Regions from separate parts of the Homo sapiens genome. Here regions 2, 3 and 4 are each linked to region 1. A link is a loop called in an ENCODE intact Hi-C map of the cell type or tissue named here. Cell type or tissue: heart right ventricle. All regions are shown on one strand. Links, peaks and the distances in the headings refer to the core of each region. The heading gives the core; the rest is flanking DNA. Region 1 overlaps RTRAF (RNA transcription, translation and transport factor). Region 2 holds the start of LINC02319 (long intergenic non-protein coding RNA 2319). Region 3 holds the start of PTGDR (prostaglandin D2 receptor). Region 4 holds the start of NID2 (nidogen 2).

What was found. Hi-C counts contacts between places; a loop is a spot of excess contacts. Peaks named below come from ENCODE experiments on the same cell type or tissue, not always from the same donor. Only the 100,000 strongest peaks of a DNase experiment are listed, where the experiment ranks them.
Region 2: a loop joins it to region 1, with 7 times the contacts of the local background. A loop is called at or near these places in 82 of 110 quality-filtered maps.
Region 3: it touches region 1 in a loop (4-fold over the local background); 27 of 110 quality-filtered maps call a loop at or near these places.
Region 4: a loop joins it to region 1, with 5 times the contacts of the local background. A loop is called at or near these places in 44 of 110 quality-filtered maps.

Annotation. Positions count from the first base shown.
Region 1 is chr14:51,991,437-51,999,743 of GRCh38, forward strand. RTRAF (RNA transcription, translation and transport factor) reads left to right here. Exons shown (of 8, transcript NM_016039.3): 2 at 1-5; 3 at 2,287-2,386; 4 at 7,058-7,144; 5 at 8,272-8,307. Among named protein-coding and RNA genes, the nearest start is that of RTRAF, 6.0 kb to the left of the region's middle. In heart right ventricle, for the core only: a CTCF peak has its summit at 4,894; no DNase peak of the experiment used is centred there; H3K27ac peaks cover 1,581 bases.
Region 2 is chr14:52,124,008-52,132,314 of GRCh38, forward strand. LINC02319 (long intergenic non-protein coding RNA 2319) reads right to left here and starts at 1,490. Exons shown (of 3, transcript NR_187197.1): 1 at 1,187-1,490. In heart right ventricle, for the core only: no CTCF peak of the experiment used is centred there; no DNase peak of the experiment used is centred there; H3K27ac peaks cover 241 bases.
Region 3 is chr14:52,265,893-52,269,892 of GRCh38, forward strand. It overlaps PTGDR (prostaglandin D2 receptor), which reads left to right and starts at 1,806. Exons shown (of 2, transcript NM_000953.3): 1 at 1,806-2,768. The coding sequence starts at 1,923. In heart right ventricle, for the core only: no CTCF peak of the experiment used is centred there; DNase peaks (open chromatin) are centred at 1,798 and 2,229; H3K4me3 peaks cover 3,471 bases; H3K27ac peaks cover 4,000 bases; H3K27me3 peaks cover 2,910 bases.
Region 4 is chr14:52,064,187-52,072,493 of GRCh38, forward strand. It overlaps NID2 (nidogen 2), which reads right to left and starts at 4,873. Exons shown (of 22, transcript NM_007361.4): 1 at 4,581-4,873; 2 at 3,672-3,977. The coding sequence starts at 4,808. It overlaps LOC105378180 (a long non-coding RNA gene), which reads left to right and starts at 5,050. Exons shown (of 2, transcript XR_943864.4): 1 at 5,050-7,321; 2 at 8,043-8,307. In heart right ventricle, for the core only: a CTCF peak has its summit at 4,790; DNase peaks (open chromatin) are centred at 3,837, 4,063, 4,495 and 4,965; H3K4me3 peaks cover 3,539 bases; H3K27ac peaks cover 3,159 bases.

The sequences.
Region 1 (8,307 bases), core at 2,607-6,606:
AAAAGGTAATGAATTAGGAAGTAAAGTAAAAATACAGAGAGTTTGTCTGAAAAATCATGAAGATGAGCTTAAAATTACTTTCTTCTTTTAAGAAAAAAATGATAATGATCAGTGTTAGGAAAGCTGGATTTCAGGGATTTTGCTTTTTTCTTAGATGTGTCTTTTGCTTTTAGAGCAAATTATTTTATGTCTTCCTACCAAGCTTTCAGTATTAGGTAGAAATAGTTTTCTCTAGAAACATGAAGTTTCTTAAATAAATAATGATGTAAATATTTCGCTTTCCCTTTATGGCCCAAATCAGAATTTTTGTTAAACACAGTACTATTTCTTATATTAAAAGAAGACATTGGCTAGGTGTGATGGCTAACACCTATAATGCCAGCACTTTGGGAGGCTGAGGTGGCAGATCATTTGAGCTCAGGAGTTCTGACAGCAGCCTGGGCAACATGATGAAACCCTGTCTCTACAAGAAAATAGAAAGTTATCTGGGTGTGCTGGCCTGTGTCTGTAGTGTCAGCTAATTGGGAGGCTGAGGTTCTCCAGCCTGGGCGACAGAGTGACACCTTGTCTCAAAAAAAGACATTATTGAGATGCTTGAAAACCAAGACTGTCGTGTTTATGCTTATATTTAATGTAAACAGATATCCCTTGTTGTATGCTAGGGAAATAGTCCTTAAATGATCTCTGGTATATCATATTTTTGTGCCTTGAATCATTTTCCCATTGATTTAGTTTTAGTAACACTTTTGCATAAAAAAGAATTCTCAGATTAGAATAAAAATGCTTTTAGTGTCATTTCTTACATTAAACATTTTCATCAGTTATATTTGATGAGTGAGATATTTTTCTTGAAAAAGGCTAAGTTTTTCATTTGCGAGAGCAGTGTGATTAGGCACTTTCTCCCTAGAATCAGTGATTTTATAAATTAGGGATTGTATAAATTACATCATTGTTATTAACCTTTCCGTGTCTCAATTTTTTCATCAATAAGTGAGGGTAACAATGATACCTATCTCATAAGTGTGGCTTTGTTTTTAATGAGTAATTGTTCACAGAAGTCCCTGGCGCATAGCAAGTGTGATAAGCTTATTACTGCCAATGCCTCTATACTACTACTATTAATACTACTGTATTCTTTTCCTTTGCTCTTAGAAAATATTTTTAAAATTTTCAGTGGACTTCTTAAAACTTTGAAATATATTTTTAGGATTTTATGTTTGTTTATATTACATTTTATGGTCTATTCATGTGTACAAGACAGTACAGAATTCTGCATGTAGAAAGGTATCTGGAGAATATAAAAAATTGTCTAGGCTGGGCACGGTGGCTCATGCCTATAATCCAAGCAGTTTGGGAAGCCAAGATGGGTGGATCACCTGAGGTCAGGGGTTCGAGACCAGCCGGGCCAACGTGGCGAAACCCCGTCTCTACTAAAAACACAAAATTAGCCAGGTGTGGTGGCGCATGTGTGTAATCTCAGCTGCCCAGGGGGCTGAGCCAGGAGAATCATTTGAACTCAGGAGGCGGAGGTTGCAGTGAGCCAAGATTGTGCCATTGCACTCCAGCCTGGGCAACAGAACAAGACTCTGTCTCAAAAAAAAGAAATATGTATGTATGTGTGTGTATATATGTACATATACACACACGTATTTCTGATGTGAAACACCTGGAATGACAGTAAGAATAATTTCAACATATCAGAACCTAAACAGTTATTATCCTTCAAGTTGATTTTATTATAATCTTATATTACATATAATTAATGTTACATATAATACTATTATATGCAACATTTATTTGAATATACAGCTTCTGACATTTATTTAAATTACTTGGTTACACCCTACATGTATGTTACATGGCTACTCTTTTCAGTGGCATTTCCATAATATGAAAGTTAAGGTTTAGATAGATAATGATTTATTGTATATCCTTTTTAAAGTTATTCTTTTTAGTTAATTGCTCTATGTGTATTGAGACTAGGAATCAGAAAGCTTAGATTCTAGTCCCAGGTGTAAGTTGTGTAACCCTTGGCAAGTGTCAATCTCTAGGCCTCAGCTTTCTCATCTATAAAATGAGGAAGTTGTCGTATTCTATTTTTTTTCTTAAGATGATACACTTAAATGTTCCCTTCTGTTGGGTTATATAATTGCATCAAAAGTGTAGTAATGTTATTAAAAAATTGTTAGAGATCCAAACTAAGGTCTCTTTCAACTCTCCCATTCTTTTTTCTGTGACTTTATGGTAATAATGAAACTGGTGGTTTTCTTTTCTTCCCCCTCACAGTATCTCAGAGATGTTAACTGTCCTTTCAAGATTCAAGATCGACAAGAAGCTATTGACTGGCTTCTTGGTTTAGCTGTTAGACTTGAATATGGAGATAATGGTACGTTTTGTGGGGAATGTGTATTTTAAAGAGAGAGGAAAGATGGGAAAGGGAGTGTGAAAATGTAGGGAACTTTGCAGTTTGTTTTGTCTAGTACTATTTTACCTTTGGTTTATTCTTATCACAAGTTAAAAGCACTTTTATTGTCTTTCATTGGTGTTTATATATTTCTGTTAGAATTTGGAAATGGTGCCCTCTGGAGAAGGCTAATTGACTGTCTTCTCACAGAGTAACACTACTTTGATAATATGGTCTGCACCTTAGCCTTTCAAATTAAATTGTTTTTAGTGTCCCAGAATTGATGGGACTTTGAAGTGTTGTTGCAGTAGGTAATTTCTCAAAAGACTGAAACATGTCTAATGCCAATATACATTAATACTCTATAGGCCAGAATATATTACTTATGTTTACTGTCTTAGCACAGATACTTCTATGGTTGGAAGCTTCTGAATGTTAGTACCTATAGTAAAAACAATTTTTCTTTAAACGGGTGTTTTCTCTTATTAGACCATTTCATTTTGAAAGGCCTGCCAACATCTAAATGCAAGATTTGATTATCTTATCTGCATCCCCTGCATTTTGTGTTTTTCGGTTAGTTACAGTCTTCTTAATTATTTACTTTGGAAGCCTTTTTATATCTTGGCTTATCCCTTTCCCTTCATCCCACCTACACTGACTTTTTCTCATGTTTGTTGTATCTTCATTCCCATTGGCATAATCCTAATTCAGGCTCTTGTCACTTTCTGCCAGGAGTATTATAATATCTCCCATTAGTGTCACCTTCTGTTCTTAACTGCATGGCCAACCAAGCTAACTTTCTGAAACGTTAATCTATTTTAGGATGCCACTTACTCCTTGTTTCCAAAGAACAGTTCCAGTTACATATTCATATTAATAAACATACATATCCATAAACACTAATTTCCCATTTTCTATAAAAAGAATTTTAAGCTCCTTAGCATGGTAGTTAATGATGACTGATATCCAACCTGTATTCACATCTTGACATCCCAGCTAAATTAGAATAATAGTGCTTCCTGTTTATATCCCATTTCCCCCTCTGTTTCTTTGTTCACACTTTTCCCTTGGCTAATATACCATTTCATTCTATCTACACATCTAAATCCTACCCATCTTTTTAAGATCCATCTCATATGCTGTCTTATGTCTTAGCAGCAGTATAATTTCCCTCTGAACTTCCATAGCTTTTAACCCTATACATTTTAAGTCATTAACCACTTTCCATTTTGCTTCTATGTCTTATTCGTCCCAGTAATTTGTAAACTGATACTCAGCTTTGATTCCTACATGGTACCTCTCTTAGCTTCCAATTGATGCTGTAACAAATTACTACAAACTCAGTGACTGAAAACACAATTTATTATTTTAGAATGAGAAGGCCAACATTAGCCTCACTGGGTTCATGTCAAGTTGTCAGCAAGGCAGGTTCCTTTTGGAGGCTCTCGGGGGAATCTGTTTCTTTCCTTTTTTAACTTCTAGAGGCTGCCTGAATTCCTTGACTCTGGCCCCTTCTTCCTTCTTCAAGTCTAGCAGCATAGCATTTTCCAGTCTCTTATCTGATTCTGCTTCCATTGTCATAACTTTGTCTCTGGCTCTGATCCTCCTGAGCCCACCTGGATAATCCAGGATAATCCCCTATCTCAAGATCCTTAATTTTATCATATTTGCAAATCTTGCCATGTAAGGTAACACATACACAGGTTCCAGGGATCAGGACATGGACATCTTGGGGGGTACAGGTCAATATTGTGTCTGTCACAGTACCTGACATAGTTTCTTGCACACAACAGGTGCTTATCAATTTCAGTAATGTGTGGCGAATGCAGTATATGTGAGTGTTTACATACACTGATTTGGAGCATCAGCCAATTTTTTGCTGATGCCTCAGACTTAAATTTCAGAAGCCTTATGGCAAAAATCTTAAGGAAAGCTCAATTTGAGACTTCGTTTACTTTTCCATTTAATTTAAAAAAAAAAAACTTTTCTTTCTTTAGAAAATACATGTATTCATAAGCCTTATGGCTTTAGTGTAGTATTGATTTTAGGGCCTTTAACAAGGTCTTTTTATCTACCCTGCTCTGGATTGGTAGGAATTGTATATGAGCCAATTTGTAGCTTATCAAAACTGTTTTTCATTTATTCCCAAATTCTTACATCTCAGTTTATTTGTTTTATTCTATTTGTTCCATTTTTATAACCCGTTAACCTTCAATGGTAGATGCATATGGTCATGTATACCTGCAGTTGACTTTAGTAAGTACATGTATTTCTCAGTAATAGCATGTTCTTTTAGTGAATAAAAGAAGCTTGTGTGTGGAATGTAAATTTTTCAATATTGAAAAAGGAAGTCAACATATACTTGAAGGTGAATGGTATCAAAAGTATATTAAAAGTCTAAGCTAGAAAACAAGTTTTGTTTATTAAAATTCAGAATTGCAAAAACAGACTTGAAAATTGGTCAAATAATACTGTCTCTAATCGGTAGGAGGCGCTGATGTTCTTTTGTGGTTTTACATTGATATGTTGCCTCCTTGACTTTTAAGTTACTTATTTTAAAATTTGCTGAAACCATTGTGAGTTTTTATTATTTGCGCTCTACTATTTTTTGAAGCCTTTTGGTAGCTTGTCAACATGATCAATAACTGAAATTTTTTAAATGTATAATTTCAGATGTATAGAAAAATTACAAAATAGTACAAAGATTTTCATATACCTCAAGTCTACAAATGTAGCGTGTTACCTCATTTGCTTCATCCTTCTCTCTACACAGAGGCACACACCATTTTTTTCCAAACCATTTGATAGTAAATTATAGATGATTCCTTTTTACTCTTAAACACTTTAAAGTGCATTTCCTAAAAACAACTTTGTCTTATATAACCACAGTACAGTGATCAAAATCAGGAAGTTATCTTTGATATACTATTATTTATTCACATTTTACCAAACCCCCCACTTCTCTCGAAAGAAAAAAATAACCCAGAGCAATCCTGGATTATGCACCGCATTAGTTGTTACATCTGTCTTAGTATCTTAAAATCTGGAACAGTTCCTGTCTTTATTTGTGCTTCATGACCCTGACATTTATTTTGTAGAGTGTCCCTCAATTTGGATTTATATGATGTTTCCTCATGATTAGATTTGGGGTTTATACTTTTGTTAGGAGTAACACAGAAGTGATGTGTTCTTTTTAGTGCATCATATTAGGAGATACGTGATAGCGATATGTCCCATTACTAGTTATGTTACTTTGATCACTAGGTTATGGTTTCTCCACTGTAAAGTTACTATTTTCCTCTTTGTAATAAATATATCTTGTGGGGAGGTACTTTGAGACTGTATCAATTATGTTTTTGCGCCTCAAGTTTCCCCCACTAGTTTTAGCAACCATATGATGATTCTTGCCTCAGTCATTTATTATGTTAATCGACAAAAGGTGTTCTCTAATTTCATCATTTTTTCTACATTTATTTGTTGGCTTTCTCTTGTAAGTTTTCCCATCTCTAATTTACTTGTTTAAATCAGTATAGATACATGGATTTTTATTTTATTCAATGGATTATAATCCTTTCTGTCATCACGTATTTTGCTGTTGATACTGTTCCAGATTTGGCCAGTGGAAGCCTTTTTAACTCTGACTTAAATTTTATGCTTTTATTTTTTCCTCGTTTCATTAACAGATCCCATAAGCACTGTATAGCCTAAGATGCCATTTTGAACATTAAGTTTAGTGAATTATTAATAAGTGTTTTTATTTTTGAATTCCTTTGAAGTATTGTTTTTCAAATGAAAATAATAAAATCTACCTTTGGAATTCTGAATTTCAAGTTTCCATGAAATAAGTTTGAGGTTTGTATATGATGGTGTATTTGATGTATTGATTTTTTTGGGGAAAGCAAGGTTTTTGGATTTTATGTACAGCATTCAAAAGAAGATGGGGGGAAGCGTACTTTTTAATGAGTTTGTATTTAATCTTACGTAACCTATACTTAACCCTCCTCCCATTCTTCTACCCCAGATTTCAGAGGAAGCTGTAAAAGCAGATTTTTACCTTCCTAAAATTTACATGTTTGAAATGATTGCCTTTAGAAATGTTAATGAAAAGATATTTGTGTCACATAGTCCAGTAATTGCTTTAGCTTAATCAAAAAGATAGTTACATTGTCTTTTTACATTTTCTATAGCAAAAATTAAGCTTGATTGAATGAATTGTTTTATGCTTATACAGGTTAAGCATCCCTAATCCGAGAATCTGAAATCCTAAATGCTCCAAAATCCAAAACTTTTTGAGCACTGACATGAGGACACAAGTAGAAATTTCCACACATAAGCACTTAACACAAACTTTATTTCATGCACAAAATTATTAAAAATATTATATGAAATTACCTTCAGGCTATGTGTATAAGTTGTACATTGAACATAAAAATGAATTTTGTGTTTAGACTTCAGTCCCATCCCCAAAATATCCCATTTTATATATGCAGATAATCCGAAGTCTGAAAAAATTTAAAATTGGAAATTATTGGCATTTCCAGTAAGGGAAACTCAACCTGTAATCATTTTGGCTCAGTTAAATTTGGTAAATAGCAGTAGTCATTTTACCTTGAGTTGCAGTTGTACAAATTATATTTTTGCCTGTTTTTATAGCTGAAAAATACAAGGATTTAGTACCTGATAATTCAAAAACTGCTGACAATGCAACTAAAAATGCAGAACCATTGATCAATTTGGATGGTGAGTATATAAATGCATAACATTGAACATCAACATTTTTGGTTTTTTAAATGTTTTTTTCTTTGAAGAATGAAGTCCAGGTTTACTTGGTTTTAGTAAATTTAGAAGGATCCATGCAGACAGCATTTATGTTAACATTTTATTCTCTATAATGTTTTTATGATGTGCTTTCTCCTTCCCCTTGCATTTGAATATCTGAATGTTGATTTGATTTGCTTCTAGTAATTTGGAGTTTTGATTTGTATTTAATCATGGGGGTCATTGTTTGCCTTTTTGAATGTGTAAATTTCTTTTAATCCAATGACTCTATCAGACAAGTGGTAAAATTTTCCATTATTTTAAGTCCTGGATATCTTTTAGTAATTTCCCTTTTTAAAAATATGAAGAATCTAATTACCTAAATTATGATGTGTAAAATATTTGTTCACTGGCTAATTCATTGTGACCTATAATTTAGGAGTTAACCCTTTTGAATGAGTGAGCCTCTTGGACACTCCAGAGCTGCTGCTTAGAGAGAAGGTTTTGGGAAAACTATCCATGGAGGGGATCTATGTACTAAAATTAATGGCCTTGGGAAGAAATGTTAATTAAAAGTGCTGTATAATTTAGCCTTGCAGAAAAAGTTACAGGACAAATATAATGTGAGTTAAATTAGTCATTTATTGGATTATTCAGTTTGGCTGATGAAATACAGATACTCCTTGACTTAGGATGAGATCATGTCCCAAAGTCGAAAATATCATAAGTCAAAAATGCATTTAATACCCCGGAAGACCCATTGTAAAGCTGAAAAATTGTAGTTGGAACCACTGTAAGTTCAGATTTTCCTCATCTTGCACTAGGGTTACATCCCACTGAACTCATTGTAAGGTCAAAAAATTACAAGTCTAACCATCCTAAGTTGGGGACCGTCTCATACAGTAATAGGAAAACCATTTTATCTTACCAATTTATTTAATTGTTGATAGTCTACAGGGCTTTCTTTTTTCTCTTGTGAGTAGCAGTTTTAAAAACTAAGAGATTTGTTGCTACCGAAAAGTTAAAAATGTTTTTGTATGTTCACAAATATGTTTGTAATTATACGTTTGCAGGGTTGTAAGTTTTTGTTTGTTTTTAATCTTTTATAGTAAATAATCCTGATTTTAAGGCTGGTGTGATGGCTT
Region 2 (8,307 bases), core at 1,949-5,948, 130 kb after region 1:
CATAGGAACAACAAGATACAAATATAAAATCAAATAAGCAAAAACCCTGTAATCATAAAAAATTGGGAAATGTTATTGAAAGACCACCATCTGGACACAAGGGCTCCTTGGGAAAACACCACAAGAATGCAATAAGCCAAAGCTCGAAATTCTACAGAACCTATTATCTGATTTCTTCTACGAATGAATAGCATGAAAAGAAGAGAGGAACTAACGTGTATTTTGTATAGATCTTACTTGGTTTCCAACTCAAGCCAACTTCAAAAAAGACATTTTAGACAACAAGAGAAAGTGGATCACTGGGCATTACGTGAGGTGAAAAAATTACTAGTTTTGTTACATATAATAGTAGTACTGTTATTTGTTAAAACTCCTTATCTGCTAGCAATATATTTTGAAGACTTTACAGATGACATGATACTTCGAATGTGTTTTTACATATCTAGAAAAAAACTGGAAGGGACATAAGTGAAACAAACTTGGTCAGATATCGAAGTTAGGTGGTGTGGGTTCATCATACTATCCTCTAATTTTTGTATGTTTGAAAATATCCTTAATTTTTAAAGGTTAAAAAAAGACTTTATTTAGAAACACTAAAGAAGACAAAAATAAATGGAGAGATATAAGGATGCTTTAAAAAGGTAATTAATTAATTACATTATTTAAAAAGCACAAGAAGACAAGAAAGAATCCAGCTCAAATCCTATGTCCCAGGGTCCAGCAACTAGCAGGGTGTGTCTAAAATTCCCCCAAAGCCGCAGCTGAGGACCTGAACTGGAGGGCAGATGTCCCTCCACCCTCCTTCCTAGGGCAGCAATTAGCACTCCAGTCTTCTGGTTGGAGGCTCTTTGTAGCCTCATAGTTCACAGAGCCCTTTTGGACATGGAGTGAATAGTTGGTTACATTCTCCACATTATTATGCAGATGACATTGCTCATGGTGGATACTAGAGCTGGGGCAGCTGATGAGGAAATCACCAGGGGTGGCTCAGAAAAAAAAAAAATGACCTCCCTAAGGGACACTACAGGAAACCAGCCCCGAAGTGATTTCTTTTGAAATTCGGGGCAGCAGCAAGCTCATATTTCTTTTGGTTAGTTCCTTCACCATGGTTGCCAGTCTCAGTAAAGCTGAGTGTTCCTATCTCCGCCTCTGTCTCCCTCATCAGCTATTGTTTTACCTCACCCACCCAAGGTATGGGAGGCCTCCATTCCATTTAGAGAGCTCCTGGTGCTTCCTGGTGGCTGGTGATGATTCATTTTTATTCCCTTGAATCTTCCCCACGGCCAGATCATTGTTGTCCATATCCTTCCCTCCAGGAAACAACAAAAGGCAATATTTGGTCTTTTGGCTGGAGTCTATGCCGGACCAACACATCCCACAAATGGCTTGAGCTGAGGGTTCCTCCAGCCCCCTGAGATTTCCCAAAGCATTTCGAGATAAACTCTAATAGTAGGATACATTTGCTTTCCAGTTGAAGTGATGGGTTATATGATTCATCTGTTTCCTAAGATTTCCAGTTATAGTCATGAAATCTGGCCTCTGCCCCTGATGTAAAATCCTTGTGTTTACAAGAAGTAACCTAAGTAACCTACCACATGTTCAGAGTTGGAAACCTACTTCCTGTCCCCCGAGTTTGTAAACCCAGCAAGATATATTTTCTCTTTTCAGCCATGCTTGAAAAGTTGGTATAACTGAAATAAGTTTTAAATAAGGCAAATTGGAATAAACTCCAACTCAATGATTTCATCTTCCCAATCCTGCCCCAAATCATGGCCATATCAGTGGGATTTCCAATTGCAAACAGCACCAAACAACACCAAATTCATGTTAGCAAATTTTAAGGATGAGAAGTGACCTCAGCCATCCAGAATTGGATTTGTAGCAGATGACAAATAAGATGCTTAGAATCACAGACCATCAGAGATGGCCGACTTGAGCCAGCATCGACCCTCTCCTTTCACAGGTGAGAAAACTAAAGTCCAAAGACAGTCTTATTTTAAAGCCTAAATTGCAGGGGTAGCGAGTGAAACCAGTTTCAAAATGAGGTTTACCACAGAGGAGCCCAAACCCACTCTCTCACTCATGTCACATTCTGAAGTGTCCTTCTTACTGGTTTCCAACTCTTCACCTCTCTCTTCTTATCTCTTCCCCCTGCCCTCCACACTGCTCCCTGCTGCAGCCACTTTCTCTGCAGCACAGCCCTGATCATATCTCCCCTGGCTCAAAACTATTCCATAGTTCTCGGCCTTGGCTGTTCCCAATGACATTCCAGTTGAACTTCATACTTCACTCGCGTGCCCTGCCCAGTCCATATGGAAAAGTAGCTGCTCCCAAGAGATCTTTGTGCCTATCTCTTTTCCCATGTGATTTTCTCTGCCCAGAAGATTCTTTCTCTTTAACAGGCAAGATCCACCTACCCTTTAGGGGCTCGGTTCAGATACCATTTCCTCCACAAATGCTTCATTCACTCTCCTAAGTGAAAGCCAGTTCTCACCTTTTTGTCTCTTTGCACTGTAGATCTCTATTTTGGCAGGTAACACATTCTATTTCATGTAATACTGTAGTTAATTACGAACATTCTGCATCTTCCCACTTGACACTAAATTCCTGTAAGTGAGAAACTAGATCTTACTTACAACCCCAGCACAGTTATTTGTTTAGCGTGAACATCATTTTTTAAAATTAAATTGGGTTGAAATCCACTATCTTTGGAAACCCAACAGCATTTAGGCATATAATTCTAAAGAGCTGAAATTTAATGTTTTATGTACTTCTATCCTTGATAATCTCAGGTACGCTGAAGGACATTTTTATCTCCTATAATGTGTCATGGATAAAAATAGGGAGCATTCTTTTTTCATTGCTATTAGGTCATGCTCATGTTCAACTTATTTTCTAGAGATGGGGTCTCACTATGTTGCTCAGGTTAGTCTCAAACTCGGCTCAAGCAATCCTCCTGCCTCAGTCTCCCAAAGTGCTGGGATTACAGGTGTGAGCCACTGTGCTCAGCCAACATGTATTTATTTAATACACCTAGAAGGCAGGAAACACTGTGTAGGTTGCTGCCGGGGTAGAGAGGTGAATAAAATCTGGGACCCAGACCATAAAATAGTTGTGATGGGGGGCCAGGTGCGATGGCTCACGCCTGTAATCCCAGCACTTTGGGAGGCCAAGGCGGACAGGTCACGAGGTCAGGAGATCAAGACCAGCCTGGCCAACATGGTGAAACCCCATCTCTACTAAAAGTAAAAAAAATTAGCCGGGTGTAGTGATGTGCGCCTATAGTCCCAGCTACTTGGGAGGCTGAGGGGGGAGAATTGCTTGAACTCAGGAGACGGAGGTTGCAGTGAGCCGAGATCAGGCCACTGCACTATAGCCCAGGCAACAAAGTGAGACTCCATCTCAAACAAACAAACAAACAAACAAAAATAGTTGTAATGGGTTTACTTTCACAGCTGTGAACTCAAGGGCCATCCCAGGCATCAACTCTTAGACATTTCACAAATAGCAACTGCTAATCACCCCTGTCTGCTATTAAAGAAAGTTGTGAAAGACTAACAGCCTTAGGAACTACCCTTGGTAAGGAATCAGAAGATCATGGGTCTACTTCAGACGGACTCTACCAAATTTCTCTCAGCATGGCCTTGGACAAGTTGCTTATTTCTATTCATCTTCCTCATCAGCAAAACAGACTCTTCATGAAAGGGCTCTTCATGGGTTCCTTCAAGGACATAGGTGTGTTAAAGCAAAATAAATATAGCCTGAGAAGGACTCCATTCTTCTATATTTGAGTCCTTGGGGATGAACTGTAACCTAGCTTAATAAACAAGATTGAAAACCTAACTTAGGAGTATGCATCTGTAACAATAGCTGAGTCTTGGCCAATCCCAGCAGCCATACTTCAACTACTCACACACTGATGAGTGTTCAGACTGTGTTCAAAAAAGGCAAATGCCGGCCGGGCGCGGTGGCTCACGCCTGTAGTCCCAGCACTTTGGGAGGCCGAGGCGGGCGGATCACGAGGTCAGGAGATCGAGACCATCCCGGCTAAAACGGTGAAACCCCGTCTCTACTAAAAATACAAAAAATTAGCCGGGCGTAGTGGCGGGCGCCTGTAGTCCCAGCTACTTGGGAGGCTGAAGCAGGAGAATGGCGTGAACCCGGGAGGCGGAGCTTGCAGTGAGCCGAGATCCCGCCACTGCACTCCAGCCTGGGCGACAGAGCGAGACTCCGTCTCAAAAAAAAAAAAAAAAAAAAAAAAGGCAAATGCCAACCTGCAATCAATCCAGCTGTTCTGTGCGTCACTTCCGGTTTCTGTAGGTCATTTCCCTTTTTTTGTCTATAAATCTTCTTCCACCACGTGGTTGTGCTGGAGTCTCTGTGAATCTGCTGTGACTCTGGGTGCTGCCCCATTCGCAAATTGTTCATTGCTCAATTAAACTTCTTTAAATTTAATTCAGATGAACTTTTTCTTTTATCAGGTGTCACCTAACATACAAGTTTTTGGACTAATTCTGCAAACATATGGTATGAATTAAAGCAGTGGTTCTCAAAGTGTAGTTCCCAGACCGGTAGCATCTGTTGGGAACGTGATAGAAATGCACATTCCCAGGCCCCATCCTTAACGAACTGAATCAGAAACTCTGGGGCTTTTTGTCTGGGGGAACGTTGGGTTCTGGTGCTTCCTCTTTTCCAAGTGGAGGGTGGTGCTGATGCTGTGGGCAGCTGAGTTGGGGTAGGCTCTCCCCATCCTACCAGCTCATCCTCCAGACTAGGCTAGAGTCAGCTCGCCTAGCTCCTGAAATACTTCTGCTTGCCAAGGCACCAGGAGCCCATAACACCTACTCTGTGAGCTTTCCTCACAGAGGGAAGGCTCTGTCTGAGGTTTAGTGAACAATGATTGCGAAAATACTTTGAAAATTGAGAGGGGCCATGCAAATGTAAATATTGTTAAAGTTGCCAACTCTTTAGGAAAGAGATGTGTGAAACGGGAAAAGAGAATACAAGGAAAAGACACTGGTGACAGATTCTATAAACTACTCTTAACTCCTGAAGAATCGCCTTTTTCATTCTATACACAGCTTCCCTCCCTTCATTTTGTCCCGCTTGTCTACAAATGTAACAAATGTGCGAGGTTCGGTGGCTCACGCCTGTAATCCCAGCACTCTGGGAAGCGGAGGCAGGCGGGATCACCTGAGGCCAGGAATTCGAGACCAGCCTGGCCAACATGGTGGAACCCCATCTCTACTAAAAATACAAAAAAAAAAAAAAATTAATTAATTAGGCTTACTCCAGCTACTCAAGAGTCTGAGGCACGAGAATCCCTTCAACCTGGGAGGCAGAGGTTGGAGTGAGCTGAGACCGTGCCACTGCACTCCAGCCTGGGCGATCAGTTTGAGAGTCGGTCTCAAAACAAAAAAGAACCTGAATTGTTTGGCCGGGTGCAATTACTGATGCCTGTAATCCTAACACTTCAGGAGACCGAGCCAGGCGGAACGCTTAGGTCCAGGAGTTCGAGACCAACATGGGCAGCACGGTGAAACCCCATCTCTACAAAAATTGCAAAAATTTACCGGGTGTGGTGGTGTGGCGCCTGTTGTCCCAGCTACTCAGATGCTGAGGTGAGAGGATCGCTTGAGCTTGGGAGGTCGAGGATGCAGTGAATCCAGATCGTGCCACTGCACTCCAGCCTGTGTAACAGAGAGAGACTGTATCTAAAAATAAAAAATAAAAAAAAAATTAAAAAGAATCTGAATTGTAGTTCAGACCCATAACCTACCACACACAAGAATCTCATCCTCTTCACTCCTGCCTAAGAGAGACAGATTTGTTCTTTACCAAATGCAAAGTTATCTGGTCTCTTTAATTTCTTCTCTCCCTCTTCTGGCAAACTGCCTAGGCGAAGACACTTTCCAGATCAAGCGGTGTCATGGGGCAGCAAATGACCTTAAGTCATTAAAACAGAGTTTTAGTGACTCTGCTGCTGTTTACTACACAACCTTGGGCAAATCCCATCTTGACTTCAGAGTATTTGAGTGGAATGTATGCGTAGTATTTGTAAACTAAAAACATTTACAATATAAGTGATAGATCATATTGCTGTTAGCAAAGCACAGGTTGCCTAGTAAAAGTATCCTGGTCAAGATCTTTGGTTTTCAAAAGAAGAGCATTTGTAGACAAAGGAGGAAGTCATGTTTATTTGTAGTAATTAAATGACAGGGGAACAAATCAAGACACCTACTTTCCTGAATGTTTATTCAAAACATGGTAGAATTAGTGGTTAGTGGCTAGCAGAGCCTCATATCTGCTCCTGTTCTCCGTTGGCTGTAATACAGTGTTTCTTTTTTTTTCTTTTTTTTTTTTTTTTTTTTGGAGACAGAGTCTCACTCTGTCACCCAGGCTGGAGTGCAGTGGCTCGATCTCGGATCACTGCAACCTCTGCCGCCCGGGTTCAAGCAATTCTCCTGCCTCAGCCTCCCAAGTAGCTGGGATTACAGACGCCTGCCACCACGCCCAGCTAATTTTTGTATTTTTTAGTAGAGACGGGGTTTCACCATGTTGGCCAGGCTGATCTTGAACTCCTGACCTTGTAATCCACCCACCTCAGCCTCCCAAAGTGCGGGGATTACAGGTGTGAGTCACCGCGCCAGGCCCTACATGTTTCGATTGACATAAGAAAATCCAGCCTTGCGCAGATAAGTAGTTGGAAAAAGAAGGGGTATTTCAACAGCTTTTCAGATATTTTTGTGGCCAATTAAAAAAAAAACAAATTACCAAAATGTTAGTTTTTGAAAGATTAGTAGTAATATGGAATCTGAAACCATATCAATGAACTTTTTGTACTCTGTTATATTAAAATCCATTTATTGTCTTACACTTTGAATAGATCTTTTAATTTACTATGTGTAGGGTAAAATAGTCATTCAGTGAGTTATGCAAATCATCACCATTTTGACACATTTCATTATACAATACAAAAAATATCAAATTTATTAATATCACCATCAGATTGATCAGAAAAGTCTTCAGATATGAACTTGTGAAGCTCACTGTGGTAGATACAAGTTTTCTAGATTTCCAAGTTTTGCTTGAAAGCTCACATTTTGTCATTAACACACATACTGTAGTTACTTGTTTTCCTTAAAGGGATAAGCTCACTTTATTTTTGAGAAAACATCAGCCAAATACTGAAGTCTGAAAAACCATAATTTCTCTGTCAGTCACTTTTTTAGTTTTTTTTTTTTAAAGTAAAATTGATGTTCCCCAAAAAGGGAGGAATCTTGTATATGTTGCAGAAGTGTTTTTCCTCAGAATAACTATCCTACTTCAGTATGCAGCAAAACTGTTCTGTGTGTACTCCCATTCTGTCACATTGAATAGTAAAAGGAAATAAATCCAAGCAAGGGTCAAGATTTGATAAAATCAATAACTTTTACCACTTGATCAAGGCCATTCCTAGGTGAAACTGGCTTTTTTTTTTTTAACTGCGTGTGTGTGATAGTGAAGAATACAATGACTGTTAGAAGAGTTTTGTGCCAGTACCTTGATTTGTGCTAAGCTACCAGCAGATTTAACCATCAGTTTTGCACTATTGGTGCAGGTATCAACCCAGGGAAAAAAGACAATATCTTGTTATTATTCTGAAAATAATTTGACTTCCAGGACCTCCTGAAAGGGTCTCAGTGATCCCCAGGAATCTGAGGACATTTTGAGGACCAGTGCTCTACATAACCTTCCTGCCCGGAAGATCAAACTGTAATTTCCTCTAAAACCTCTGAGAGAGTTAGCCTGAACGAGATCACAGAGAGAGAATTGGAAAAGCGCCAGGGAGACCAATGATTCCCGTCGACAAGGCACCTTCTAGGGAAAACTTTTATCCTCTTCTGCCCCCCAGTGGTCGACCACCAAGACCACGGCAGGACCTACCTATGTTAGGCTGGGAGGAAAATGGTTTTTTTGTTGTTGAGGTGGCAGTAGTGTTCTTTTACAGACACACTTCTTCATTCACTTCTAGATCTAAAGTGTATTTGATCCTTTAGCAACCAAAACCCGGGAGCATAAATTGTCATCACGAGAAAGGCTGAGAACAGGGTCTCTGCTTAACTCTGGGGTGTACCCCTGCTATCCTTGCGTCTCAGTGGCCCCAGGGCTTGGCTGTCTGTAGCTGTGAAAACTTTTGCTATCTTTCCATTAAGGAACAAATGATAATCACAGAGCTTTCCTGTTACTTTTCTATCCTCAAAGCAAGCTTTCTTTTAAAAGGGTTCTAATTCATCTACGATAATTAAAGGGAGGCCGACCTGGGAT
Region 3 (4,000 bases), core at 1-4,000, 270 kb after region 1:
CCTTTCACTTCATTAAGTCGAGTGGGGCTCTTCTAAACCCATTCTTATGTGCTAGGGGCTAGAGATGGGAATGAGAGAGAGTAGGTAGAAGACAAGGGAACTAACTCTATACAAGGCCTTCTATTGAGTCAATATAAGTGAAAGGCTTAGAGAGTGTCCAACCTGCATCAGGACCAATAAATATTAGCTCTTATTATTATTATTACACTATGCCAAAGCACTTCAAGTTTTCTCAACCTCACAACAACCCCACAAGTTCAGCATAAGTCTCATATTCCATTAGGTTGAACAACTAACCCAGGGTCACACAGCCAGTGGTGGAGTTCAGAACTATCTAATTCCAAGCTTAGATTCTTCTTTTCCACCCTGTGGCCTGAATTACTGGCCAGACTTTCAGTCTGGAGGCAGCCTCTCTGTCTACCCTTCAGGCTTTCACATCTAAATCCCAAGGGTCTTGCTCTTTCCCTGAGTCTGTCCATCAGAACTGGCATGAGGCCTAAAAATGAGCCGTTTCAAGCCCAGGCATCATCTACTCACTTACATAACAAAACCTTAGTCATCCCACTGAGATTCCACACTCAAAGCCAATTTCTCTCACAGGGCATCGAATGCTAGTTAAAGATATAAAATCACGCTTATCACAATTAACTCCCTTGCCTTTATGATGCAGCCAAGTCAAAGCCCAAACAGGAATAAATTTTTTCTAGTAGCCACAAATCAGAGGAGTGAGAAAGCTCTATGCCAAATCTACCATTTTCTGATTTCAAAATCCATGCTAAAAACTGCAGTTAAACATCAGCTACCAAAACACCCTTCTATCAAATAAGAATCATGGTGATTGCATGAATTGAGCACTTTCTATGTACTTGCTCTTTACGTGTTATTTCTATGCCTCAGAAGAGCCAAGCAGGCCAGATAGATGTTACTGCTTGAGAGGCTAAGCAAGTCCCATAAGGTCACACACACAGTGAGGAGCAGAACCTGGACTCAAACCCAGGCCTATCTGATGACAGCAACAGTGCTGCTAACCATGCCCTTCCCCCCAGCTCTCTACAGTCAATGTGATTCATGGCACCCAGGACCAACACCGGCTCTTGGCTTTCCCACAAACCACTTCCCTGAAATCTGGACAACTTCTTGGGAGGAGGAGTCATGGGAACAGGACAGATGAACTCCAAAATAGAAGATCGGGTGAGAGGTCCGGCTCTGCTACTTCTGTAGCTCTGTCACCACGGGCAGATCACTTAACTTTCCAAGGCCTCAGTTTCCTCGCCTATGCAATGGAGATGACCGTGAATGCCCCAAATTGCGCTGATCTAGTAGAGAAGAGGAGCTAAGGCTCAGGGGCTTTCCAGACGTGAGTTATCTTTACCTTTCCTTGACTAGCTAATTCAAGACAACTAGGTAGAAGCCCTTTCTCAGCCTCCCCTCTTCGCTCATCTTTCGAGTTCTTGGCCACCCCAGTTCAAACACCAGCACCATTGCCCTCCTCTCAGGTGGCTGCTGCTTAATTTCCCCTCCACTTTAGTAGTTCTTCTCTTGCCTCGCTAGAAGGACTGGTGTTGGGTGCTTGGAATTCTGGCTATTTTCCTCCTGCCGTTCCGACTCGGCACCAGAGTCTGTCTCTACTGAGAACGCAGCGCGTCAGGGCCGAGCTCTTCACTGGCCTGCTCCGCGCTCTTCAATGCCAGCGCCAGGCGCTCACCCTGCAGAGCGTCCCGCCTCTCAAAGAGGGGTGTGACCCGCGAGTTTAGATAGGAGGTTCCTGCCGTGGGGAACACCCCGCCGCCCTCGGAGCTTTTTCTGTGGCGCAGCTTCTCCGCCCGAGCCGCGCGCGGAGCTGCCGGGGGCTCCTTAGCACCCGGGCGCCGGGGCCCTCGCCCTTCCGCAGCCTTCACTCCAGCCCTCTGCTCCCGCACGCCATGAAGTCGCCGTTCTACCGCTGCCAGAACACCACCTCTGTGGAAAAAGGCAACTCGGCGGTGATGGGCGGGGTGCTCTTCAGCACCGGCCTCCTGGGCAACCTGCTGGCCCTGGGGCTGCTGGCGCGCTCGGGGCTGGGGTGGTGCTCGCGGCGTCCACTGCGCCCGCTGCCCTCGGTCTTCTACATGCTGGTGTGTGGCCTGACGGTCACCGACTTGCTGGGCAAGTGCCTCCTAAGCCCGGTGGTGCTGGCTGCCTACGCTCAGAACCGGAGTCTGCGGGTGCTTGCGCCCGCATTGGACAACTCGTTGTGCCAAGCCTTCGCCTTCTTCATGTCCTTCTTTGGGCTCTCCTCGACACTGCAACTCCTGGCCATGGCACTGGAGTGCTGGCTCTCCCTAGGGCACCCTTTCTTCTACCGACGGCACATCACCCTGCGCCTGGGCGCACTGGTGGCCCCGGTGGTGAGCGCCTTCTCCCTGGCTTTCTGCGCGCTACCTTTCATGGGCTTCGGGAAGTTCGTGCAGTACTGCCCCGGCACCTGGTGCTTTATCCAGATGGTCCACGAGGAGGGCTCGCTGTCGGTGCTGGGGTACTCTGTGCTCTACTCCAGCCTCATGGCGCTGCTGGTCCTCGCCACCGTGCTGTGCAACCTCGGCGCCATGCGCAACCTCTATGCGATGCACCGGCGGCTGCAGCGGCACCCGCGCTCCTGCACCAGGGACTGTGCCGAGCCGCGCGCGGACGGGAGGGAAGCGTCCCCTCAGCCCCTGGAGGAGCTGGATCACCTCCTGCTGCTGGCGCTGATGACCGTGCTCTTCACTATGTGTTCTCTGCCCGTAATTGTGAGTCCCCGGGCCCCGAGGCAGCAGGGCACTGAGACTGTCCGGCCGCGGATGCGGGGCGGGAAGGGTGGAGCGGATCGGGATGGACGCGGCGCCAGGCGAGCTGCGCCCTGGGCCAGGAAGGTTTGCTGCTGAGTTCCCCAAATTGGATTCCTTCCACAGCCCCGAGATATAACTCAGTTTGCGGAGCGAAATGAGGGAAAGTTAGAGAAAGGAAGGGAAAGGCTGAGCCCGGCGGTGTCTCCCTAGCCCAGCAAAACCCTCTCCATGTGGCAGAACTCCCTCCTCTCTGCTTCCTTCTGGGGAGATCTCGAGGTCATTTTTGCGCCTTAGGAGGAGCAGAACTTAGTTTCTCCTTGGCAACAGGAGTCTTCTACTTCCCGACGGCTGGGTGATGTTTTATTTTGTTAGACCTGCTCATGACTTCAGTGGTATCAGAAATGGGCGAATGGCGTCTGGGACGATCTTCTCCCCGGTGTTGGCATAGAAAGGGAAAAAGAGGTTTAAGCCAGCCAGAGTGATTTGCAGATGCATAGTTTTAATTTTGAAAAACGCGTGCGTAAACTTTGAGACGCCACGGCTGCTGTTTCTGGTGCTGCATCCGCCAGGGATTGTGGCGATGGAGGCCGAGGCTCTTTGTATGTTTTAGCTGCTGGTGTCGTTTTGACAACCTGACTTGACGGGTTTTGAGTGTATCTTGGCAAGTGAGGTGACATGAAAGCCATTATCTCCGGTTTCAATTTGGTAATGAGGATAGCGATGGAAATGAAATTATCTCCTCATTTTGAAGGCATTTGTTCCTGGAGTCCCCGCCAAGACACCTGGGAGTAGGTGAGGCTTGAGGAAACATTTTCAGTGCTGCTCCTCTCCTTTCTCCCAAGGTACCTGTTCAACAAAAACAATACTTACAGAAATTCCATTGCCAATCCCACGTTCTCGAAATCCTGAGACTTCTGTGAATAGGAAAGTTGTTAAATTTCTTCTCAGAATGTAGCCATTTTGGATATTACTTTCAATGGTGAATGAAAGGGAAATACAAAGCGATTTTCCTTTAAATGAAGGCCTTACTGCTTGCGGAAAAAGAAGTCTGGGGCATCAGCATGCAGGGGTGGGAACAGTATGCCCCCAAAATAAATAAACAAATACATAAATCTATATCTATCTAAATGTAGATATAGGCGCAGATGACATATAGCAGTGGTCTTCAGAATCACCAGCTCAGAATCACCAGC
Region 4 (8,307 bases), core at 2,485-6,484, 73 kb after region 1:
AACCAAGTCAACATGTCTCAGTCTCCACCCAGATGGAGGCCTCCATTGGGCAGTGTCTTAATTTGTCTTCTGTTGTTTACAACAAAATACTTGAAATTGGGTAATTCACAAAGAAAAGGAATTTACTTCTTACAATTATGGAGGCTGAGAAGTCCAAAGTTGAGAGGTCACATCTGGTGAGGGCCTTCTGGCTAGTGGTGACTGCAGAGTGCCAGGGTACTTACGGTATCACATGGCGACAAAGCTGAGTGTGCTAATGTGCTAGCTCAGGTCTCAATTCCTCTTCTTATAAAGCAACCAGGCCCACTCCATGATAATCCAGTAATCCATGAATGAATAAATTAATCCATTCCTGAGGGCAGAGCCCTCATGACCCAGTCACCTTTCAAAGGCCCCACCTCTCAATACTGTCACATTGAGGATTAAGTTTCAACATGATTTTCAGAGGGGACAAATATTCAACCATAGCGGGCAACCTTGCACTCATCTGTCTTATGTTACTGCCTGTGACTCCTTCATCCATTTCTCTGGCCCCTTTGCTAATAGGTTGCTCTCTCAACCTTCTCCTGGGTCATGTTTTTGCTCAGAACAATCTCTCTTGATACCTCATTCTCAATATCCATTCTTTTTAGCCCTTTCAACCTGACTTAAATTCCAGATAAACAAAACATTCCCCACATTACAGAGATCTATATAACTCAGCTGTCTCTAACCCCATCCCTAAAATGACAAAAACAAAACACTCCTCTTTCCCCACAAAAAGCACAGCTAAACATTAGTCCTCTATGTCTCCCATCAATAAGTATTTCAAAGGTCTACACCATAACTTTTTTGCTCTGTGAACTACCTATGAGAGTTCAAGAAATCTCAGATTAACTGAATTGACAAACACTATTTGTTCACATTTTTTTTTCAGATACAATTACACCTTGACATTCCTGCAATATCAGGTGCAACATCTGGTCACACCTGACAGGAATATCCATGGAGAAAAAGGGCACCAACTGCAATTGTTTTTAATGGCAAAGATGCCATTGCTTTGAATCTTCCAGTTTCCAGTAACTTTGCAATATAAAGTTAGTAAGCCAAACTTTAAGAACGCCATGTAGAACTCAGTCCTTCAAGCAAATTAGATTACTGTTTGCCAAAGTCTATCTCCAAAGAACTATTAAAACAAGAACTCAAGTCCCAGAGCTCTTTAAAATATTGGAAGAAACTTCAATGTGGGTAATTGAAAGAACATCCCCTATCCAAACAGAATCCTCCTTTCTTTTTTTTTTTTTTTCCCCTTTCTTTTTTATTTATTTATTTATTTATTTATTTATTTTTTATTATACTCTAAGTTTTAGGGTACATGTGCACATTGTGCAGGTTAGTTACATATGTATACATGTGCCATGCTGGTGCGCTGCACCCACTAACGTGTCATCTAGCATTAGGTATATCTCCCAATGCTATCCCTCCCCCCTCCCCCAACCCCACCACAGTCCCCAGAGTGTGATATTCCCCTTCCTGTGTCCATGTGATCTCATTGTTCAATTCCCACCTATGAGTGAGAATATGCAGTGTTTGGTTTTTTGTTCTTGCGATAGTTTACTGAGAATGATGGTTTCCAATTTCATCCATGTCCCTACAAAGGACATGAACTCATCATTTTTTAAGGCTGCATAGTATTCCATGGTGTATATGTGCCACATTTTCTTAATCCAGTCTATCATTGTTGGACATTTGGGTTGGTTCCAAGTCTTTGCTATTGTGAATAGTGCCGCAATAAACATACGTGTGCATGTGTCTTTATAGCAGCATGATTTATAGTCCTTTGGGTATATACCCAGTAATGGGATGGCTGGGTCAAATGGTATTTCTAGTTTTCTTAATGAAACATTCTGAAGCCAACTAGCAAATGGTAATGTCTGCAGGTGGATTTTAATTAGAAAAGTAAAAGAGAGATGGAATTTACAAATCTCTTCTACCCTAAACCTCCCCCACCCCAGAAAAGGACCAGACAAAAGTTTTAATTCCAAAAACCTTGCATTTAAAGAGTCCTTATGCAACATAGAGAGTAACAGGATGGTTACCAGAGGCTGGGAAGGGTAGTAGGGGTCAGGGGAAGGTGGACACAGTTAACGGGTACCAAAAAAAAAAAAATAGAAGGAATGAATAAGACCTACCATTTGATAGCACAACAGGGTGACTATAACCTGTGATAACAGGTTATTATAGTCAATAATAACTTAATTGTACATTTTTAAATAACTAAGAGTGTAATTAGATTGTGTGTAATACAAAGGATAAATGCTTGGGGGGATGGATACCCCATTCTCCAAGATGTGATTATTACGTATTGCATGCCTGTACCAAAACATCCCATGTACCCCATAAATATATACACCTACTATGTACCCTCAAAAATTAAAAAATAAAGAGTCCCCATACAAAAGATATAAGTCACAGCATCCTTACAAGATAGAGATCAGTGACATGGGCAAGCAACCTCACCTCTTACAGGGGGCATGTACCATCCTTCTATAGTGAAGAAGCATTTCCGTAAGTTAAAATTGAGATGAATCATATGGTTTCAGCCCCTAGAGTATGGTATTTTAGATTCAGGTCTAATTCCATAGAAGGAAGCCCTTACTTTCTTCAGGAATGAGGCAGTTTGCCATTTACCAAGCACGCTGGCCCCACTCATATCCATTTGGAGGACTTCAAATGTTGATGACAAGACTAAAGACCAGGAGCCTGGAATTTTTTACTTTCCGCAGGTAGAGACTGTAAAGCACATTGACGGCAGACTCCTATAAACTAAGAAACTTGTAAACTGGTACCTGGAAGGCAATTAGGCAGAAGTTATCAAGAACTTTATCAAAAGTGCATCCTCTCTGACCTACCAATTGCACTTCCTGGAATGTCAACTAAGAACATGTGCAAAGATTTAGCTTTTTAAAAAGTGATTCACGCTATTATTTATAATAATGAAAAACCAGAAAAAGCCTTAATGGCCCAACACTGGTTGAGCATACTGTGGTACACCCACTATTATACAGGATAATAGCAGGATACAGTAGTATGCATCATTATAAATGATGTAGAAATACATTTATTGACATTGAAACATATTTACAATACACTATTCTGTGAAAAAAGCAAGTTATAAAACAGTATGTGCAGTGTAAACTCATCATTGTTAATAGACAGCAATAAAGATATGCAGAAGAAAAAACTCTGAAAATGTACGCAGAAAAATGTTTATCAGTGGTGGGAAAATGAGTGGTTGTTTTCTTTTTTAAAATTATCTGTATTTTCTGATTTTTTCCCCTTCAATGAACATATAATTAGAAATACTTGTATACTTAGAGATGGTTCTAAAAATAAGCAACCAAACAGTAAATTGCCTTATGTTCAAAGGGGCTCCCACATCTGCACTCCCGCTCTCATATCCGCTAAGCATTTTTTTCCTCAAGGGAGTGACCACCTGCCAGGGCCTCAGAAGATGCCTAGAGACAACGTCTTTCCTCACTCCCAAGCCACTCCAGCCCTGCTGCCTCCAAGGTCAGGTTCAGCGCAAGAGTAGGCTCAGAAACAACTCCGAGCCAGTCCCTGGGTCGCTGCCCCAGAATTTAAGCCCATCCTTCAATTTCCTCAGCAGTCAAATATCCCTGGTCACTTACCTCTCCCGAGGGCAGCGCCCCGCGCTTGACCTCCTCGTAAGCGCCTACCTGCTCCCAGGTGGCCAGGAAGGCGTGGGTGGGGGTAAAGCGCGCAGAGCGCGGGAAGCCAGCGCGCACATAGCGGGCGGCCAGGCCCAGCACTGCGGGGGAGGTGTCCTCTCGGTACAGGACTCGGCCTCTGCCGTGGCTCGTGTCGATGTCCGCCAGAAAAGGGGCGATGGCCGGGAAGTCGGTGGGGAAATCATAGTCCACATACTGCGTTTCCCTGGGGAAGTCCTGAGTGGAGATGATGCCGTTGGTGCCCACCTGGGAGAGGAGAGGGACAAAAAGGTGACAGTCGCTCAAGCCCAAGGACGCTACCCTTTCGCGCAGGGAGGGAAGGGAACTGACTTAGGCAAAAAGCCTCTCTCTCCTTCCCCACTGGCCAGGGAGTCTGGATTCAGGGAAACAAGCGCAACTTTTGCGACTGTCCCAGCTCCGCGCTGCAGTAGGTCCAGGGGCCCTAAAACTCGTTCACCTATCTTCTCACTCCCCTCACAACCCCGGAGCCCCATGTCCTCGGAGAGGAAGCCTCCAGGTCTGAAGAGGGAACACCCCAGCTCCGCAGACGGGCACAGCCTTCTCGCGGTCCTAACTGCAAAGCCCGCTGGCCGCCCTAGCAACGCCACCTTTTCTGCCTGGGACGCGTACGTGGCTGCGAACAATTCTTGCTCTCCCCTCCAGGTCATTCTTGCTCCCCTACAGCAGCGGGGCAGGCAGCGGCATCGCTCTCTGGCCGGGTACCACCGCAAGGGTGCTGGGGGGCTCCAGGAGTGGGGTCTGTTTCCTCCCCTCTGGAGGCAGGGTTTCCGTGAGACCGACCCCAGGGAAGAAGCTGCGGGAAAAGTGCCAGGAGGGGGCTGAACTTACGTAGAGGTTGCTGAATCGGGCTTCGTAGAAGTGCAGGGGATTCGCCAGCTTCACCACGGCTGAGCTTTCGTCGTCGCCTTCCTGCAGGAGCTGGTCCCCCCACGACTCCCCGTGTGGGAAGAGCTCGTCTGGGTGCAGCGCCGCGGCCCGCAACATTAGCAACGGCAGCAGCAGTAGCACTGGTAACGACGACAGCACCGGCCGCCCGGCCACCCGGTCCCCCTCCATGCTCGCTCGGCCGTGCGCTTACCCGCTGCACAACGCGTCCCGCCCCGGCCTCCAGCCCACTCTCCGCGCCGCGCCAGCCTCGAACCTGGATCTCCGCGGGCGCCTGGGCGGGGCGGGACTCCAGGCCCACCCAGCAAGCTAATTGGCTGAGGCCCTCGGCTGGGGACCAATCACCGGCTCTGAGAAAGTTCGGCAGTGGCCACCACATCTGGTTCTCGTTAACTTTTCTAAGGCAGCGGCCGCTGGAGCAGCGGGGCTGGCGGGGTAAAAGCTCCTGGCCAGGGCTGCCTGGAGCTGCCCCTTCCACTCCGCCCCCAGGGAGCTCCCGGGTCATCCTCTCATCCGGGCTGCCCCGCGGCCCCCAAGGAGCCCCACCCCCGGGACCAAATGGCCCGCAAGGTTTGGGGCAGCGGCGTTGCAGGAGATGAGCTCAGCGCAAAGGGAACCCCGCAGCGGCGAGTGCGGCTGCTGGCCTGCGCGCTGTGGCCCCAACAGGCTGGCAGGGCGCGGGCGGGTGGCGGGGTTGCGGTATGAGCTTTGCTCCCTGCCCTGGGGTCCCGGGCGCTCCTGGCTCTGGAGGCCTGGCCATCGGTCCGAAAAGCAAAGGGACATTGTCGTGGTCCCCTCGGCCGCTTCGCTCCACCCAGAGACGCCCTGAGGAGAAGCGAGCCTTTGTACGAAGGCAGAGGGCTGACTCCTAAGTTCTGTCCCCCTCCCGAAGGCCGGCCGCTAGGGAAGACTTGGCCACCCTCTGGAAGTACCTTCCCCCGGGAAAACCGCAGCAGGAAAGACCATGAAATACTACTGTGTGTGATCCGCTCCGTTTGGGGAGTAGGATGAGGCATCCCGCTTGGTTACCAGGCAGAAAGGGGCGAGTCGCGGGGATGGGAAGACCCTGATCTCTTGCCCATTGCTGCGGCCGTCGGAGATGCCCTCCCCCGCGGCCACGGAGGCGGTAACCTGAGCTGCTCCGCAGGACTGGAAACCGCACAACCTCGAAACCAGCTGCGCAGGAGAAGGGGAACCCCATCCACCATAAACATCCCCTCTGCGAAGCCTCAGGAGCTGGAGGAGATTTTATTACCATTTTTATTATCAAGAGCTTAAAATTTCCCAGACAGTCTGTTTTCTCTCCCAGGCCCCCCATGAGGTCCTTAAAAGCAAAGATATTTAAAAAGAACGAAAGAAAGAAAAAAACCAAAAAGCAAATCCTTGGAAATGCCTTAAAGGACTCTCCAGAGACACACTGCTCTTTGTAGGTGTTTATTCCTATGGGCCCACTGGACCAAACGCTAAAAAACGTGAAGACATCAGACTGTGAGACTCATAGAGCAGACACAAAATGGAAAACTGGCCCAAAGCAGTTTGCTTCCTCAGAGTGGAGAGTTGTATATTTGATGTTCCAAAAATATATTTATGCTTGCACATATATTTTCTCATTCTTTCTGGGGTCAGGTATTTTTATTTTACTGAGGATGAAATGAAAGTTCAAAGACAGATGACTTGACTTGCCCAACATCATCTGAAGTTACTCCCTGATATAAAACTACTGGCCCTCTGTAGTTTTACTTTATCTCTCGATTCAGCATAATAATAATAACTAACATTTATTTAGTGGTACTAAGCTATGAGCTTTGGGGCAAGCAAACACTGAGATGGTCTCCAATGATCCCCATTTCCTGGTGTTCATTCCCCTGTATAATCTCTGCCCTGGGAGTGTGGACTGGCCTTGTGATTTCTAACAAACATAGTGTGGCAAGAGTGATGAGAAGAAGGCTAAATAAGATTGTGGCTTCTTCCTTGTTAGTTGACTTTCCCTCTCATTGATTTTGATGAAGCAAGCTGTTATGTCGGGGAGGCCCACATAGCAAGGAACTGAGGAGGGCAGCCTCTGGCCAACAGTCAGCAAGGAACTGAATTCTGCCAACAACCATGTCAGTGAGCTTGGAAACGGATCCTTCCCCAGTTGGGTCTTGAGATGGTATCTCAGCGCTGGCTGACATTTGATTGCAGCCTTGCAAGAGACCCTGAAGCAGAGGACCCAGCTAAGCCAGGTGCAGATTCCAGACCCACCAAAACTGAGAATTATAGTTTTGGTTAGATTATAATTATAGTTTTGGTGGGATTCCAGACCAACCAAAACTGAGAATTACAGCTTCAGCTTCAGAAGCTGAAGAAGCTGTGTGTTGCTTTAAGCTATTACATTTTGGGATAATTTGTTATGCAGCAATAGACAACTGATAACAGGTAGTCGTTGTGTTAAGGAAACTAAAGCTCAGATGGGATTTTAAAAAAATCAGTTATTATCACATGGCTGGTAAGTACCAAAGCTGAGATTTGAACCCAATTCTGTCTGATCTCTAAACCTCCACTCCTAACCACTAAATTATATTGCAGCAAGGCCCTTTGGAAAGTAGCTCTAGTTTATGTCTCTAACTTTATCTCCCGTCACAGCCACCCTGAAGTCTCACCTGAAGCTGAGACTTTAATTCTCCAATACAACATCCTCACAGGTAAGTCCTTTTACCTACAGTAAAAGGTCAATTTCTTGGTCAATTTCAAGCCAACACCTTCTCATCTTTAAGGCTTGAATCAAAACCCTCCTCCTTCAGGAATCTGGGAAGAGAAAAGAATTCCCCACATCTTTTGCAAAAATCTCATTAATAATCCACCCCATTTAGCTTATAATCAATAAATAACCATAAGTATAATCAGTCAAGCAGCCGACGCCACTGCTCTGCCTATTCTTTTGTTTCTTTACTTATCTAATAAAGTCACTTTCACTTTACTTTGTAGACTCACTCCAAATTCTTTCTTGCACCAGATCCAGGAGCCCTCTCTTAGGGTCTGGATCAGGAACTCTTTCCAGTAACACTACTGCCCCCTTTTGAGCTATGTATTCATCCTTGAAACTGCTTGCTATTGCCACAAGTAACTATACATTAACCTAATAATGTCACACTGGACACTATCACTCATAGCCTATAGCTTAACAGTGCATAGCCAATCAGTGAGCAATGTTGTTTCTGTAAACCAATGTGAATTCCTTACAAACAATTTCATATCGGCCTACTCCCTGTCCCCCTTTTCTGCCTGTAAAAAACCTGCTTGTAATAAAGGCGGCATGAAGCTCATATCCAGGGTTACTTGGGTCTAAGTCTTCCGGGCAACTGTCCTCACTTTGGCTCAAGTAAATGTTTTGTTATATTTTGTGCCTCTGTCTTTTCCTTTCAGGTGGACGAAGCTTTCCTGGAATCCACAGTCTGATTTAGAAGCCCTTTCTCCTTGCTTCCATGTGCCCTGTGCTTGCCGTGATCATACCTCCTATCACACATCTCTCCCATAATCCTGATCTCCACATGCTTCCCTTACCACCACCACCACCACCACCACCACCACACCTGGAGGGCAGGGATTTTGCCTTCTTCAGTGTCTGCCGCAATGCCTGCCTGGCTCACTTGAAGTGTAAGAAATGTTTGTTGAATGAGTGAAGACAAGC